3 separate regions of the Homo sapiens genome follow, and regions 2 and 3 are each linked to region 1. A link is a loop called in an ENCODE intact Hi-C map of the cell type or tissue named here. Cell type or tissue: PC-3. All regions are shown on one strand. Each heading gives the region's core, and the rest is flanking DNA. Links, peaks and the distances in the headings are about the cores only.

Region 1 (5,621 bases), core at 1,061-5,060:
CTGGCCTTGCCACAAAGGGCTTCTGCTGCAGAGACCTAATTGTACCCACAGTCCTTTCCATTCCCTCAGGAGGCCTTCCACTCTGAGCCCTAACTAGGCGACTGCTATACGCTGAAGGGGCTGGAGAGAGGGGGAAAGGGAGAACGAATTGGGTGGAAACAGAAAAATCCAGGTACCGGGGAGCAAGAATGAGCGGTGGGTGCAAATGCCCCAGCCAGGAGCAAGGAGAGTTGGCCTCAGTCCCCCAACGTGGAAGCCTTAAGGCCAGCCAGAGTTGCACTGGTACTTCCGCACGTTTCTCACGGGCTTCTCAGGGACTGAGGAAAGCAAGGAGGCCCAACTGGCCTGGTCTGTAAATCTCTTGGTGGCTTCTGGGGCCAGCAGAGAAGGAACCGAAGGAAAAGCCTTAGCCTTAGCCCCAGATCCCCCTCCCCAAACAAGGCCTCTGTCCAAAAGGGCAGATCCAACCCGGCCCTGGCCACGCGCGCGGCTAGTAGAGCGCCAGCGCCTGCTCCCGAAGCACCACGCGCTTCTTCTTCATACGCCTGTTCTGGAACCAGATTTTGACTTGCTGGTCGCTGAGGTTCAGCCTATTGGACAATTCCTTGCGTTTCTGCCTGTTGATGAATTCGTTGACGAGGAATTCGTTCTCCAACTCCGCAATCTGCTGCTTCGTGTAGGGTTTCCGCTTCTTGCGGGCCCTCCCCGGGGCCGCCCCCCACGGCAGGCCTGCAACACAGCCCCAACCCACGTCAACCCAGCCCGTACTCTGTCTATTGCCCGCCCCCAGGCGGTTCACCTCCCCTTACACTCTCCCTTGAACCCCACCTCCCATCCCGGCCCAAACCGGCCCGGGGAGCATGGGCACCGTTTACCGTCGGGCAGTGAAGGTCGCAGGCAAGAGGCAACGCCCGCCGCCTGCACTGTCATGTTCAAGTTGAGCGGGCCCTTGGTGTCGTCCTTGAAGCCAGGGGCGCAGGGAGCCCCCTGGAGCAGGGTCGTGGAGCCCGGCGTGGCACGACCCACACCAGCGTAGTCATACTTGGCCGCTTTGAGAGCAGCCACTGCAGGAGCCAGGCTAGACTCGGGGGCGAAGGACGGCCGGGTACGACCGCGCTCCTCTGGCCCAGCGGCCGCTTCGGGCGCATAGAACTTAGCCTGCTCTTCGGGTCCGTCTTTGGCTGTTGGGGGCTGCAGGCCGAGAGGCCCGGAGCCAGCCAGGTAGGGCTGCGAGAAGCCGCCGAAGGCAGTGGCGCCCGCAGGCTGCGCGGGGGCGCAGGAGGCGGGCGTGGCGGCCCAGGGCAGCGCGCCGCGCGGGTAGGAGATAGGGGGAAGCGCGGCCAACTGGCCGCCATTCGGCCTCAGGTTGGAGAAGTAGAAAGAGTCTGGCGACTGCAGATTCAGAAGCGAGCCCACATAGCCCGCTCTGTAGAGACTGCGCTCACACATCTCCAACAAAGGGCTTCGGCTGCGCTCGCAACAGTATTTAGTTACAACCGGGAATAAGAGGACAGGCTCAGACGATTGGACGAAACTTTGCCTGCAGGTTCTTCAAAGCCGGTCATTTCAGCACCGCCTACATCCCCCCGACCCGTTTTCCCCCCCTTCAGAGTATTATGATAACACCCGCAATGTTCGATGGCGAAGGACGAGGCTGCCAGCAGAGCCAAATCAGGTTGAGCGAAGACTAACTGTCTGCGGGTTTCCAGGCCCGGCTTCAGCAGCTGGGGACATCGGGCAAGAGGGTGACTCTGCCCAAGTGTCCCCTGGGACTCTTCTTGGTCGTGATTGGCTTTGCGATTCGTTTTCCGCAGGCTTTCTGGGCCCGGCTTGCTTCTACCGGCTTTAAGTTGCAGCGGAGGCATTTTCCATTAACCGGCGCCTCTCGACTTATCCGGAGAGGGCGCGGTCCGGCGGCACCAGGAGCTCTGTCCCTTGGCCTGAGCAATGTCACTTTTACCCCAATCACTCCCACAGAGAGGGTTTCTCCAGAGACCTCTGCCTGAGGATCTGGCAGCAAAGACCCATTCGCTACTTGAGCCCTCAGTCCCAGGCCGCAGACACAAAAAGGGCATCACAAACTACCCAATTTTGGGATCCAGGAAGGAGGCCACACTATTTCTGGTTTGTGTCCCCATGGCTAAGAACTCTGATCATAGGGAAATTGCCATACAGGTCCATGGAGAATGTCCGCCAGGGAACCCATCAGCTCGATCCACCAATCGTGGCCAAAGGCTACATTCCTTTTATCTTCAGGAGTCCTCTCCAGGACTACACACTGCAAACCAGAACTCCGAGGTGTCCCCATCCACCAAGTGGAGGGCAAAGCAGGACGAACTCCCCCGACTGGGTGTGGAAAGGCAGAAGAGCCAGAACCACCTGGCCGGGGAACAGCGGGCGTTCGGAGGCAGCTGGCTAGCAGAGTTCCTTGCCTCAGCGCCCCCAGGGGTGCCGGGGATAGGGAGTTCACGGGTCTGACAAACAGGGAAGTGGGAAAGGCAGCAGTTCTTAGCCGGGAGCGGTGTGCTCAGACCCCGTCGCTGGCCCTCTTGCCTAGTCCGGCCAGAGGACTAGGGGTCCTCCCCTCCTGCCTCTGATCCCAAGACCCTGGGAGACCCGGTGACCGGCGCCAGTCTCAGCCTGCAGCAGGACCCTCGGTCTCCGAGCCAAGCTGGAATTGGTTAGATCGCGGGCTCCTGCACTGAGACCACACAGGCGCCGCCGGAGGGCAAGACTGACCGCCGCGCTGCCACTTTATTGTGTGAGTTATGGCGACCAATTGGGTGGCTCTGGGGAACGCAATCGGCCTCTTCCTCCTGCTCTGGTGGGGGGGAGAGAGGGAGTGAGGACGGGGGGGTGGGGATGTCTGGGGCTCCTCTGGCTCTGCCAGAGAGTTTCCTTAGGAGCCCAGGCATAGAGACTCACTCGCTCTCGTCCTCTCTTGGGAGGTGGGGGCAAGCACAAACTGCAATCCCAGTTCCTAGATACTCAAGGGAATACAAGCCTCAGATCCCTAAGAGCTCTTATTTTGGGGAACCCATCCTATTTTCGAGGAGCTGCAGCTTCGTTACTCCCGAAAGCTCCAGCTCCAGGGGTCCCTGCAGTCTCTCCTCACGTTTCAGTGCACGACGATTCCTCGTTATTTCCAAGCCGAGGGGTGTCTCTTTCGGACCTTTAGGCAGCCCTACAACAGCTGTTTGCGCCTCAGGACTAAAGGCATAAAAGAACTCAGTGAAAAACAGGAAAAACAAGAACAACTAGGTTCCCTCCATTGCTCCTTGGACAGTCTTCCCACTTCATCCCCCGGGTTTATGACTTTCGAGGTCTGGCAGGCAAAGTCTTATGCGAGCTGGGGAACCTGATCGAGGGAGGATCGGGGTGGAAAGTAGTGGCGGGAGAGTGGCTTGGCTGGTGATTAAGAGAATGGAACAGGATTTGGCTGAGGAGCGAATAGAGAGCTCTGCCAATGCCGCCCAATGCCCAGGAGATGGCGAGCGCGCTCCATGCCTATCGGGGCGCAGCCGCACGGTCAAGATCAACAGTGAAGGGCGGTGCGGCCTCCCTGGGGTCGCCAGCCCGCTTTCAGACGCAGCCTAGCGCCTCCGAAAGCCGGAGATCTTGGCGGCAAGGCCGCCCCTGACAGCGGAGCCAGAGGGACCCAGGGGGCTGCCAGAGGCGGGGAAGCACTGCAGTCGCCCCTTTGTCTGACCGTGAGTCCCGGCTCCAATGCTTCCTTCGCCTCTTGAATCACGCGACACGGGGACCTCGTTCCCCCACCCGCGGCGCTAAAAACCTGCCGGGTTTCTGAGGAGCTCTCCTGCCGCCTGTCTCCAACCGAAGGAAAGGCCTCTCTCCAAGCCCCCTTAGCCTTCCGGGTTCCCCGAGGGCCTCCCTCCCAGTGCCTGGGCCACTTACCAGTTCCTCTCCTCCCTCTGCAATTTGGAATATAAAGGGAATGCATATGAATAACAAAGCCTTCTTCTGTTATTGATTTAGCCCTCAATCCAAATTCCTCCAGAGAGCGTTTGAGCACAGTTTTAATCTTCAGCAAACCTACCATTTCTCCAAGGCGGGGGGAGGGGGGGAAGTGACATGCAAACTAGAGATGAAAGGAAAGCCTCGAGGCAATCTCCCCTACCCACGATGGGAAACCCGAGAAATAGACAGGGGAAATGGAGTGAAGCTCCGGAGTGTGGGACTCACAAAAAATGGAGGGGAAGTTGGCGATTAGGAGAAAGGAAAAATGTGCCCGTTTCTGATGAAAACACATCTTTTGAGAAAAACCACAAAAACGGTAACGACCCTTCCCGAAGTGTAAGGTGGGGGATGGTGTGGCCCCTTGTGCACGGGTTATTTCTTCTGCAAAGATTGAATCGCGATCATATCTCTCTCTGTTTCTCTGTCTCTGTCCCTCCCCCTCAAAATCGAAGTTAGCTGTCCACGGTCGCCAGTAAGATATGAAAGAAATCAAGCTGGGACAGGGAAAACGAAAGTAGCTCCAAGTCTTAGGTCTCTGCGTTTTCTCTCTCAAAGTCATGAGGGAGCCCTCCCACCAGGAGAGTTTTCACACTAAGTGAGGTTTTAAATATCACTATGTAACTAACTTACACACTAAAACTTTAGCAACCACTGAGTTGATTGTGTGGGGAGCTAACCATGAGGAGTCATCCAGTTCCTCATCGGCCATTTCCCTGAGTGGCAAAAAGGCCTCAAACAGAAAATTCTAGTGCCTAAAAATTGCGTCTGAAAGTTTAGGTTTTATGTTTTCAGTTGTCAACTGCTCTGTGCAGACTGCCCGGAGAAGGCGATATGGGATAAGCTTGAAATGTTTCTTTTTCGATTGCCAAATATGGGTATGTCTTTCTAATTTCAAGACCTTCCTAGTCCAGATGTTTATAATGGTCTTTCCAGGTTGAAAATTTTCAAGTGAGTAAGTTTTTCTATGCACAGGCATACAAATACATATGGATTAAAAAATAAATAGAACTATATAAATAAATTGACAATAGTGAAAGAAAAGTAAAATTTTATTGTCTTTTGAGCTGGCCTGGTATAAAATATCATTTTAAACACTGTAAATGATATCCTCATTTTAAAACATCACTACTTATGTTAAAGTCATGGGCAAAAGGGAGGGAGGGGGGCAAAAGTGGAGAGCATGAAGGTTCCAGAAACCAGAATTAGTGTTGAGTTTCCTTCATCTATAGAGAACATAATTGTGTTCAAGATACCAAGATTTTGTAATAAATAAGAATCGTTTCAAGAAGAAACACAAACTTGAAAAAATAAAACAAATGTATAAGGACTCAGAAGAAACAAAAGAGTTCTGTTTATTGGCATCTCCCTAGGAGTAAAAAGTGATTTTTAAATGTCTGAAGCACTGCCCATGTATCCCAGCTCACAGACATTGCATTTACAAAAATAATCTCTCAATTGTATAAATATGCAGCACTTTAAAAGTAATTATTTATCATCACTTTCAGAAACATCATTATTTTTCTTCTTGGACCTTGGAACTTCACATTTTTCATATTTGTTAGATGCTTTACAGCTCCATGCGAGGCCCCCTTGTTTAGACAGTCAAGTTCTTCATTGGGTTCTGTATGTAAGTTCCCACCCAC
Region 2 (5,621 bases), core at 722-4,721, 730 kb after region 1:
GTGCATAGTGAATCATTTTCTAAATTTCATTTGAGATTTCTTTTCCCATGCACTTCACACACATTATATCCCTATTAAAGATTGTTCCAATTCTTACTAGCCATTTTTACAACTTGAAAGGTTATTAGATTTCAAATTCTGCTTGTCATTTCCTCCCACTGTCCTGGTGTCTTTCATCATCTAAGTGCCCAAGAATATCATAGATGTTACAGATGGATAGCTGGCATCTATTTGCCTAGCCAATACTGAGTTAGGAAAATCTTCTCCTTTGTTATCTATCCACCCAAGCAGCTTTCCTCTGCTTCTCAATGTAACTTGCCAGTACCAAGGGGTCTCCATGGTTCTGATTATCTTTGGATCATGCTGGCCCTTTAACTCAAAGTGCACTTCCCTCCACTCTCCACCTATAAAATCACAATTCATTATTAGTGGTAGGAATCAACTGTTATCCCTTCCTGGAAACCTTCTGTGATTCCTTAAGTCAGAATTAATCACTCTACCCTCATTTGTTTCCCTGTGTTAGCAACTTAATTTTGACTGAATCAAAAGCCTCGCTGATAGGAAGTTGTATATGAAATCAGAGTTTTGCTCACGTGCAGTTTCGTTGTATTTACTCAACTATTCCCTGGGAGTTTAGAATCTTCCACAGTATTCATCTCTGATACTTTAGTCTTGTTTTCATGTCTTGCAAGTATTGTTTTCTGACCTTCAGCCCTTTTGGTATTCATTTAGTCAAATTTGTTGCTCGGTAGCTTTTATCTGTCTCACATAAACCATGAAATAGAATTTCTTGTGTCCATCGTGGTATTTCCTTTTAAAATATGCACCTCTTCTGAACTCCTTTGTCCCATGGGATATGCCTAAATGTGACTTCAGCCTCACTTTGATCCACAAGATCCTTAAGAGCTGGTGGAGACCTCAGCTATAAGCTTAATACAATCTCTCATCTTATGGATAAGAAACTAATCTGGGGAAGACAGAAGGGACTAACTCCAAGTCATCCTGCTAGTTAGGGTGACATAGATGGATTACCATCAGTGTCCTGTTTCTAAACCTGAGAAGAGCAAATTAACTACACCTAAATGCGGAAAAATAAAATCAACCATAATGGTGCTGGTCATGTGGAGTTTACTGAATAAGCCTTTACACAGCCATGGGCTCTCTCCCAGTGGGGTCATCTTGACAATCCTCCTAAGCTTCCTGACTTTGATTTCTAAAAATTAATACATATTCTATATTTGCCTGGGTTTCTTTCTATCCTCTCACAACCCTGACCTCTAAATTTATCTCACCTTCACCAACGCAGTCTCCATCCTCTGTAGCTTCCCCTATCCTCCTTTCTCAGGCAGAACAAGCCAACACATCTTACAAAGCTTCCACAGTTTCTGTACATAACTTCTCATTCCATGAACAGCCTCCAACTCTTCACACATGGAATGCTCTTCTCTCCAGCATAGCTCATCACAATCCTAAACTTCACAACGCATCTCAAAAGCCAACTCATTTTTCTGACCACATTCAACCTCCTCTCTTAGAATTAGTTGTTTAATTGGCTTCCTTTCACAGTACCTTGTTTTTGCCTCAGTGCTAACTCTTAGCCCAATCTGTTTTCTATTAGAATTTCTTTTTTATTTATCATTTACTAGACTGCACTCTCTGAAGAGAGCTATTTTCCTTTAGGCACTGAGTGACTTCACGAAGCATGGCCTAAATAAATGTTTGTTGAATAAATAAATGAATGATGAGAAAGGCATTTTGAATATCTGTTGCCTATTCTACACAAATAGATCTACCTAAAACTCCAGAAATGTCCTGTTAGTCAAGGCTTTTAAAATGTAATTTTTTTCTAGAATGGATGGCATAAAGGAATTCCATGATGCATAAAAACAAAGAATGTTATGACATGCTTTATATATTGTGAATCAGTATTGGTATTTCTAAATGTGACCTAAACTTTATATTCAATTATGATCAATTGTAATTTCTCTTTTTGGAGGGTAATTGCTCTTACCTTCTTTATCTGAGATGGCAGGGGGAGACAGTTTCAATACCTACAGTCTCACAAAAAATAAATAACTTCATAAAAACTACCATGAAGCAGCTTCATGGTTGATATTTAGAGTTTCAGCCCATTCCCAAAAGATTCCAATGAGGACAGAAAAAAATCATTCATTCCTCTAGCTGTTTCATCCAAACAAAGACACATATTTAAATATCAGGAAATACCACTGTAGCTGCCTGGATATTCTTTTTTCTCTTTGGGGCACAGTCAGATCAGGCAGATCATGTCCACACCATTAGGTCAAGGGTGTTCTCACACCAAACCTAGATGTGTCTTTGCTTCTCCTCATCACTTGTAACTTGTGACGTCACCCTTTCACTCCTTGAATAAATCCAGTATCAGCCCCAGCCCATATAAATCTGTTCTGCCCCTTTGCTTCTGTCTTCATGTACAGCATACTGTAAATAATCATAATGGAGTGGTGTAAATAGTTCTGTGGTACACTGGAGACCCCTATTGGTGAGACTCAGACAGTGAATTCGAAGCCCGACATCCTAGCGAACAGAACTGGATCCGCGTCTGCTGGGCTCCTTGGGGTTCCAGTAGAGCAGAAAGCGATGCCTTTAGCAATTTTTGCACATTGATTAATCAGTTTATGAAAGCAAATGTGTGTGTGTATTTACTGTACTTTGTGTTTGTATATGACATCACCAAATAAGAAGGCAGCACAAATGACAAAAAAAAAAAGTATGTGACCTCCTGTAATTTTAGGGCCATTCATTTTCAGTAGACAACACACAATAGGGATACATGCAGCATTGCTGTTATATAAATACATATTGATCAAAATATGGCAAAGCATTCACACAGTTCAAAACTCTGAGCGTTAGATAGTAAAACATATACTCCACATGTCCACTTTTAAAAACAATATCCTATGCTTTTCAAGATTTCTAAGATAGAGTTTAACACATAACTAGGTTTTTCAGGGCTCTTAAAAGGTACCTTGCTTAAACTAAGAGTTACTGGTTTAGAACCTCTGAATGTTTAAAATTCTGATTTCAAATTATAAAGGAAAAATTAATTTATAATAAAGAATTGACTACCTCTTAAACACCTCAGCACATTTTTCAATGTGCATATTGAAATTAGTCTGACAGCTTAAAAGATGAAAGAGCTACAGTTTATATTGTAAGTATAATGTAAAAGGTAGTAGAGAATGCCAAATGTACCATAAATCATTCATTTCAGGTGGTAGGATTGTCTGAGAATGTTATTTTGAATGTTGCCCAGTGTTTTTCCTCTTTATTTTCCACAGCTACCTTAAAAATAAATTTTGAAAAGACTAATGGCCGCGTGAATGAGCTATTTCAAATAGTTGCTTTAAAAACACTAAGAATTTCTACCCTGGCCACACGTTCTAAAGAAGCAAAACTCATCACTTACCAGATGAAAAATGCCTTTGTGCCTAGTCTTGAAATGTCCATATCCCTTAATTGGCATATTCATATAATATAAAAATAATTTAATAACATTAGACAAAAATAATGCTAATGGAAAAAAACCTAGAAAATAATTACAGACACAGTCAGTTCTTGATCACCTTTGTTACTGGTTTTGGTAATATTTTTATACTTGTTTTCTTCTCCATTTCTTTCAAACTAAATTGCTATTTCTTCTGCCTTCCTCCTACTTTCTCCCCGATACACACACAAACACACACACACACACACACACACACACAATCTCCTCCTCAAAATGCAATCTTTGCCTTGACTTTAGCTGAAGCTCCAAGCATAGGAGAGGTCCTGAGTGTAGAGCATAAAAATCTGATACCAGTGAGCTCAACATAAAATACAAAGTCCTGTTCACACACTATGATTATTTGATGATCATTTATTTCTTTGCTGCCCATACCAGCCTATCCTACATGCATGTGTAATTTATTTGTGTTGACTTCCTAATCTTATTTGAAATGGAGAAAATATTTTTATTCTGCTACATGCAACTGCTTCTAACTGCAAAGCTCAGACTTAATCCCTCAGGCTGAAGACTGAGAGGGGAGATGATTGGGAAAAGAATGTGGACTGTGGTCCTGTGAGATCTGAGCTCTCCCTTTAGGAAACACATTCATCTCCTTCTCTCTAAAGGTCCCAAGTGAATGTGGCCTAATAGAACCAGCACAGAAGCAGTGCATTTTTGGTGTAGAGTTCTGAGTGTGTGACTGGGGTGGGGGTGAGAGGATGGAATTTTAAAAAGGTCAGAAAGCTACAGGGCCTAGTGATGTAGACATCAGAGAAGGGAAACCCCTAAATTCTAATCCCAGCATCGTTGCCTCTGTCACCACCTTCCCTGGAGGGTTTTTTTTAAAGGTAGTTTTCTTGGAACATATGCACTGTCTTTACTGCTAGAGTTAATAACTGAATGATGATTTTTAAATACAGAGTGCTCGAGGCTACATTCTGTGATAACTTCCTGGGCCATCCAGCAATGCCCAACAAAGTACACTTCTGGAATGCACACTTGGAGCGAGATAATGATCCTACAAATAACAGACTTAATAACATTTCTACCACACTCTCTTGGCTCTTGACAACTGTTTTATCCAGCTCAGAGAGGTGCAGGATGAGTGCCCTGTACAGGCAGTATTTCTGCAAACTTTAATGATAAAAGGAAATAGTATTATAAGGAATAAAACCACTTTGTTCAGAGGAAAGAACAAAGGGCAAAAGTCAGAAAGTTCAAAGAACAAAATGATCCAAGCTCTGCCATAAGTGGATTTTATAACCTCTTTCTTTATTTTGTTTCTCCTCATCTATCGAGTGGGCATTATAATTCCTCCCCTGACTGTGTTATACATGAAAATCAAGGGAGATGATATATATAAAAGTGCTTTGAAAGGCTACAAGCCTCATCTCCATGTGTGGGATTATGATTATCCTTACTACTGTCAAAAAATGCCAATGCCGCTCAGTGCTATTAGCAAAATCCAATTCCTTTTGTTTGAATTTTGCCTATAGAAAGCAATAAAGTGGAATAAATATCCATTAGTCAGTAGTCAACATATATTGGAACAGCTGAAACACCAAATCTTTTTAGTCTGAAAGTAGAATGCTAAACTAATGTTATCTCAGGAGTTGTCGGGGGAACGAGGGGGAGGCATTGCTGAGTAGAGGTGGGGGGTAGATTGGGGAGACGCAGCTGCAATAGGGCAAAAAAAGCCTCTTTCTCCTCCCAAGAAAACGTCTCCACTAAATTCCATTCAATCTAATTACGCATAAGAGAAAAGTCAGGAAGAAGGGTCAGCTTGAACGGAGGCCTGTTATTGGTCAGCATTAAGATAATATTGATAGAAAACATAATGCAATACATTTTCCTCTGCCACACGTTTCTGAATAATAGCAATTTGCCCACTAGCTAACCACCTCAGCATAAACACTAGAATGCTCCTGCTGAGTCTCCGAAAGCCTACTTGTCTGCAAGTGCACAATATACAAGGAACATCACCATAAAGCTCTGTGCCACCGTTCAATGCAAACAGTCCTCAGGTCCTGCTGTGAGTTGGCACACCCCACTGGACAGCTGGAGACTGGAGAGGAGAAGCTGCTGCCAATAACAC
Region 3 (5,621 bases), core at 722-4,721, 790 kb after region 1:
TCACCTATTCTACCTCTTCCTACCCTCATTTTCTAGGATAATCTCACCAGGTAGCTTTTGATCTCTGCTTGGACATGTCCAGTGCAGGATATTCACTCTCTCTCAAAGGAGCACTTTCGATCTCTGCAGAGCTTTGATAGTCTGTAAATTCTCCCTTACATTAAACTGAAATCTTTCTCCCTAGAACTTTTAGTGGCCCAAGTTCTACCTCTTGAGGCATATAAAACAAGTCTAATCCCTCTTCCACGAAATAGGCCTTCAAATACTTGAAGGCAGCAACAATCATGTTCTCCTTTCTCTGTAAGTTATTTTTGGAAAAGCATTACTCATATTCTTATCACCAAGCCTGGGTGCAGTCTGTCCCCTTTTCTTCTACTAATTACTCTGCTCTTCGGAAATGAGTTAGATGCCAGGGAGGGGGAATAAGAGGGAATACAGATCATGTTAATATCATGTTAATATCAACCAAAGACCTAATTAAGCAAGATTTCTTGTCTGCTCATTACCACTTCATGAATCTCACCTCAAGGGACCCATTAAGTGGGTGAGAACCAGAGTTGCCTTTTGAGTGGCTCAAGTAAGGGCTGCCCTCATGGTATCAGTTGAGACTATACCAGACAGGGCCCTCTGCCTTAAAATGCCAAACCCGACACAAAACATCTGGCTATCTTTGGATAATTGGGGTTTTCCTGATGCACCTCCACAATAACAATTATGGTTTTTTTGTTGTTGTTTTGGGTTGTTTGTTTGAGACAGAGTCTCTCTCTTGTCTCCCAGGCTGGAGTGCAATGGCACAATCTCGGCTCACTGCAACCTCAGACTTCTGGGTTTAAGCGATTCTCCTGCCTCAACCTCCCGAGTAGCTGGAATTACAGGCGCGTGTCACCACGTCCGGCTAATTTTTGTATTTTTATTAGAGACAGGGTTTCACCATGTTGGCCAGGCTGGTCTCGAACTCCTGAGCTCAGGTGATCCACCTGCCTCGGCCTCCCAAAGTGCTGGGATTACAGGCATGAGCCACCGCACCCAGCCACAATAAAAATTATGAGACAACAGTTCTCTGATTGCAGCCCATTCACCAAGATAAGACCATCCATTCTCATCTGCTAACAACACGCAGAGTCAAAGTCAAAACTGGTATCACTGACCAGCTATATTTGAACAGCAGTGAAATTAGGAAACATTTCTCCTCCATACTGTTCTAGCCTCATTTATAACACAAGCCCCCAATATATTATGTTCCCCATGTCTTACCAAGATTTCAAACAACTTTCAGATTATTTTCAGTCCCTGATTTCTACCACTCAGACTGGGCTGGAGGAACTCTAAGAAACAGACTTCCTGCTGACCCTCCTGCTCTGACTTCTAGGCATGTCTCTGGTCCAAATTTGGGCTCCTCTTCCTCCCTCATGCAAATGAACTCTTAAAGATTAGTCCATCAAGTCTTCTAGAGATGTCTACACAAGTCTGAATTCTAGGGTAAAAGTGGCTGAGGTTTAAGTTGAGAATCAGGATGGCAGATTCCTGGCTCTTAAAGGTTTTTAGTTTGAAGAAGATGAAATGCATGAATCATACTAGGGCAGAAAGAGTTCACAATAGGTGTTTTGGTGACAAAACACTTGTCCTACATAGCTCAAGGGTAAATGCCAATACATATTTAGAATGGAGCAGTGAAACTGAAAATAAATTTGAACCCCCCTAATGTAAAGCTTCTGTTTCATATCCTGGCTCTTACCAACCGAGTGACATTGAGCAAGTTATTTAACCTTTCTGAGCCTCATTTTCTCACCCTAAAATGGAGATAATATCAATATTGTCCCTATCACTCCCAACCCCCTTACTGTTTAGTAAGAATTACATGACATAAAATATGTAACTAATGCAGTGCCCGGTACAAAATAAGGAGTCAGTTAATATTAGCTCTTCTTCCCCAACCAGCTCAGCTCCTTTCCTCTTCCTTATCCAGGAAATACAGAAATATATGGATTCACCATAGAAGCTGGAACCAGCTCCTCAGATGCAGCAGATGGATTGGCCCACTCTGTAACGGCCCAGGATGGGGCAGGTGTTCTCCCACAGGGTGACTGAGAATGTGAGCCTCAGAACGAAATGTAAGAACATCAGGCTCCATGAGGAATGGCTGCAGCCACAAACTACAGGTCAGTGTTCACAGGTGCTCGTAGGAAGAGAGAGGGGTTTGCATTTTTTTTTCACCCAGATGGAAATATGCATTCATAAAATGATTTTTCCCAAAAAAAAAAAAAAAAGGAGTTTGTGCCTGTGCATGTAGTGCATCTCTTTGTCTTTTTATCCAAGAAAGCCAGTACCTTTTACAAAATGATGACAAAATAATAAAAATATCCAACAGTGGAGGGAGATGCAGCATCAGCTCGGCATGGTGTAACACAAAACAACATGCCCTTAGATAAGAAGCACTTGATCTAAATGTATGTAGAAGCCAATAAATAATTATCCAATATGGAAAAGAGATGGGGTAAAAATTTTAATGCCATATCTTCCTTACTTGCCATTTTCCCCAGTGTACCTCAGAAAAGGGAAGGTTTTTTTGTGTGTGTTTGTTTTTTTAAATAAATAAAGCCAGAGTTCTTCCGCCTAGCCCCTCCACCCCCAAGCATCTTGCTAGGGAACAGCAAGGCATTAACTCAGAGGGGAGGCTGCCACCTACTGGGCCACCAATAACATCCTTCAACATTTTTTGTTGGCCTTTCCAGGTCTCCCCTTAACAATCTCAATTTGACCTGAACCTGCTTTGTTAGTGACAGTGACAACAGCGTAGCCCAAGGTACTACTATATAGAAACTTAAAAGCTGCGGCATAAATTAATCATATGACAATGTCTTACAAACTTTGCAGCAAAACATTTTTTTCTTTCAGCCTCAGAGACCCAAATTCAAATGGAAAAAGAAACCTTTCTCTGAATTTCTCTGTTGTTTTCTGAGGACAAAGTGCTTTAATAGTCGGTAAGTGCTGCTAATTGCTCCCCAGACAGCCCTAATCTAGCCATTTCCTCCCTACCTTTTACTCCATAAATCCTTCAGAAAACTAATATATTGGTTAGCATTCCCCAAAAGTACCCACTGGATTTGATTGGTTTATATGTTATAGTTTCTCTACATCCATCCATTTGAAAGAGCCTATTTCTTTTTTTGATAAATCTTCTATTATTGATGCTCAAAATAACTTCAGGCTTATCATTATATTGCCAAGATCAACCACCAAATCATCTTTCTTTTCTTTGTCTTTTTCGTTTTTGTTTTTAGAACCAACGGCCTGTACTCAATGGCAACCAGAAAATATGAAATCTCTACCTCCAACCAGTTGTATGGCTTTGGACAGGTTGTATGCCTTGGATTTTTTATATATGAAACAGGAATAAGAAACCTGCCTTTTAGCAGACTTGTAATAGTGGCTATACTTAATAAGTGTGCACGTCACTGCTCTATCATGATAAAGCACTTTCTGTTATTCTGAATCCTCCAACAACCCTGTCTATGAGGCAGGCATCAATCACCCTAAAGAAGAAATTGGAGATTAACCTAAGGTCAACCAAGGAGTTGAATTCACACTGGGAAACTCCAATCTGTGCCAGGGCTATTTCCACTGCTTCCTGCTGTTGCTCTTGAGCAATAGATGGAGTTTTATATATGTGAATGCATTCAATAAAGATATAACTACATGCAAATTCACATTTCATAAAGAATAAATACTACCCTTTGAAATGATAACTTGGAATAACTGGCCTCCAATGAATACTCAGTACTCTGAGATTTAGAAATATTTGCCTGTACAAGCAGGCAAGCAAGACTGACAGGTAGGTCGGTAGATGGATAAATAGATAGATGATAGATAGATAGATGATAGATAGATAGATAGATAGATAGATAGATAGATAGATAGATGAAAGAGCTCTTCTTTTCTGGTTCTTTTTCACTTCAGGCTTTTTCCCCCTGCATGTTTGCAGATTGCTTAATTACTTCATTGGGCTTTGGAACTTATACATTACAGACACATGATCATCCAAGTCATTACCTGCATATTTTCCCATTAAGAATAATTATAGCTCTTACCATCACTGCCCACGTACTTATGTCCTGCAGGCCTGGGCACACTGAAGTAATCATCTTTCAAAAATGATCTTGATGGGCAAGTGTTGTGTGTACAATCAGCAATAAGCAAGATGAGGTGGGAAGATTTCCATCTCCTCCATTATTGAGCGGCTCAAAAATCACATTCCCGTTATTTCATCACAGTGCCATGCAGGACACTAAGGTGGTTTATGTTCTCCTGAAAAGCGAATTAGTGCTAAGTGCAGAGATGAGACCCATGGGATGCTGGATTGTACTGTCTCTCCATGGATTATCTTTCCAAGCACGTACACATCACCCATTTCCCAGCTCAATTTCATTGTCTACAAAACGGGATTTATAAGATACTTTAAAAATGTCTGGTCATCAAATATGAGGTGGAACAGTCTTACAGATGGCAGCATAGCTTTTTTTTTTGAGATGGAGTCTCACCTTGTTGTCCAGGCTGGAGTGCAGTGGCGCAATCTAGGCTTACTGCAACCTCTGCCTCCTGGGTTCAAGTGATTCTCCTGCCTCAGCCTCCCAAGCAGTGGGGATTACAGGCATCTGCCACCACACCCAGCTAATTTTTTGTAGTTTTAGTAGAAATGGGGTTTCACCATGTTGACCAGGCTGGTCTTCAACTCCTGACCTCAGGTAATCCACCCGCCTTGGTCTCCCAAAGTGCTGGGATTACAAACGTGACCCACCGCGCCTGGCCAGCATAGCTTCTTATACTGATGAAGAGTCCACACTCTGGGATTCTGGCTTCTCCACTTCACCAACTCTATAACCTTGGGCATGTTACTTAACCTCTTGAAGCCTCAGTTTCCACATCTGTAAAGAAGAGGTAGTTAATAGTCCATTCCCATTAGAGATTCAGTGAGATCTTCCTTGTAAGGCACTTTGTCTAGTGCCTGGTACAGGTGATTGTCCAGCCAACATTAGCTAATATTATCATCAAGATGAAACTCAAAGAGTCTAGGGCTGTTCAACAGAGCTCAGGCAACATATCTAAATTAAAAACATTAACTGTCTGCCCAATAATCATTGAAAGCCATTGTGAAGGGGTCACATGTTCTTTTAATCAGTGAATCATGAATGAGTTCAATTCCAAAGGTAAGAGAAAAGCTAGCAGATGTTTGAAAAAATATTAGAGTATACCCAAGAAAAAAGTATTTCAATAACTAGTGAATAATCTCCAACTGGTTGTAATTAATTATTCTTAAGTTTAAAAAAGTTTTTTGTTTTATTTCCATACAGACAAAAAGCATTCACTGTTAAATTTTCTAGATTTTAAATTAGCAGTTAAGAGTTTCCAAAAGCCATTAAAATTGCCCATTTTAACTAGAAACAAGGCTTAATATTTGTTGCAAGTCATTCTGCTAGCTTTCATCCAGGTTCTTTCTTATTACACTTTCCATATATAATAAATAATGATTTTGTATACACATTCATTTCTTATACTGCTGTTTTCACTAAGCCATATCTAGTAAATACCTTTCTATATCAGTTGATATTCCTTGTCATCTTCTT

What was found. Hi-C counts contacts between places; a loop is a spot of excess contacts. Peaks named below come from ENCODE experiments on the same cell type or tissue, not always from the same donor. Only the 100,000 strongest peaks of a DNase experiment are listed, where the experiment ranks them.
Region 2: it touches region 1 in a loop (13-fold over the local background); 78 of 110 quality-filtered maps call a loop at or near these places.
Region 3: it touches region 1 in a loop (11-fold over the local background); 13 of 110 quality-filtered maps call a loop at or near these places.

The regions. Positions count from the first base shown.
Region 1 is chr2:176,095,630-176,101,250 of GRCh38, reverse strand. HOXD12 (homeobox D12) reads right to left here and starts at 1,456. Exons shown (of 2, transcript NM_021193.4): 1 at 876-1,456; 2 at 1-729. The coding sequence starts at 1,449. The coding sequence ends at 491. HOXD13 (homeobox D13) reads right to left here. Exons shown (of 2, transcript NM_000523.4): 2 at 5,307-5,621. RefSeq lists enhancers at 869-1,601, 3,143-3,725, 3,726-4,309. In PC-3, for the core only: a CTCF peak has its summit at 3,478 (motif pointing right); a DNase peak (open chromatin) is centred at 3,490; H3K4me3 peaks cover 2,080 bases.
Region 2 is chr2:175,363,837-175,369,457 of GRCh38, reverse strand. No RefSeq gene overlaps it. Among named protein-coding and RNA genes, the nearest start is that of ATP5MC3, 180 kb to the right of the region's middle. In PC-3, for the core only: a CTCF peak has its summit at 2,512; no DNase peak of the experiment used is centred there; H3K27me3 peaks cover 959 bases.
Region 3 is chr2:175,307,046-175,312,666 of GRCh38, reverse strand. No RefSeq gene overlaps it. Among named protein-coding and RNA genes, the nearest start is that of ATP5MC3, 130 kb to the right of the region's middle. In PC-3, for the core only: CTCF peaks have their summits at 2,473 and 2,676 (motif pointing left); no DNase peak of the experiment used is centred there; H3K27me3 peaks cover 2,266 bases.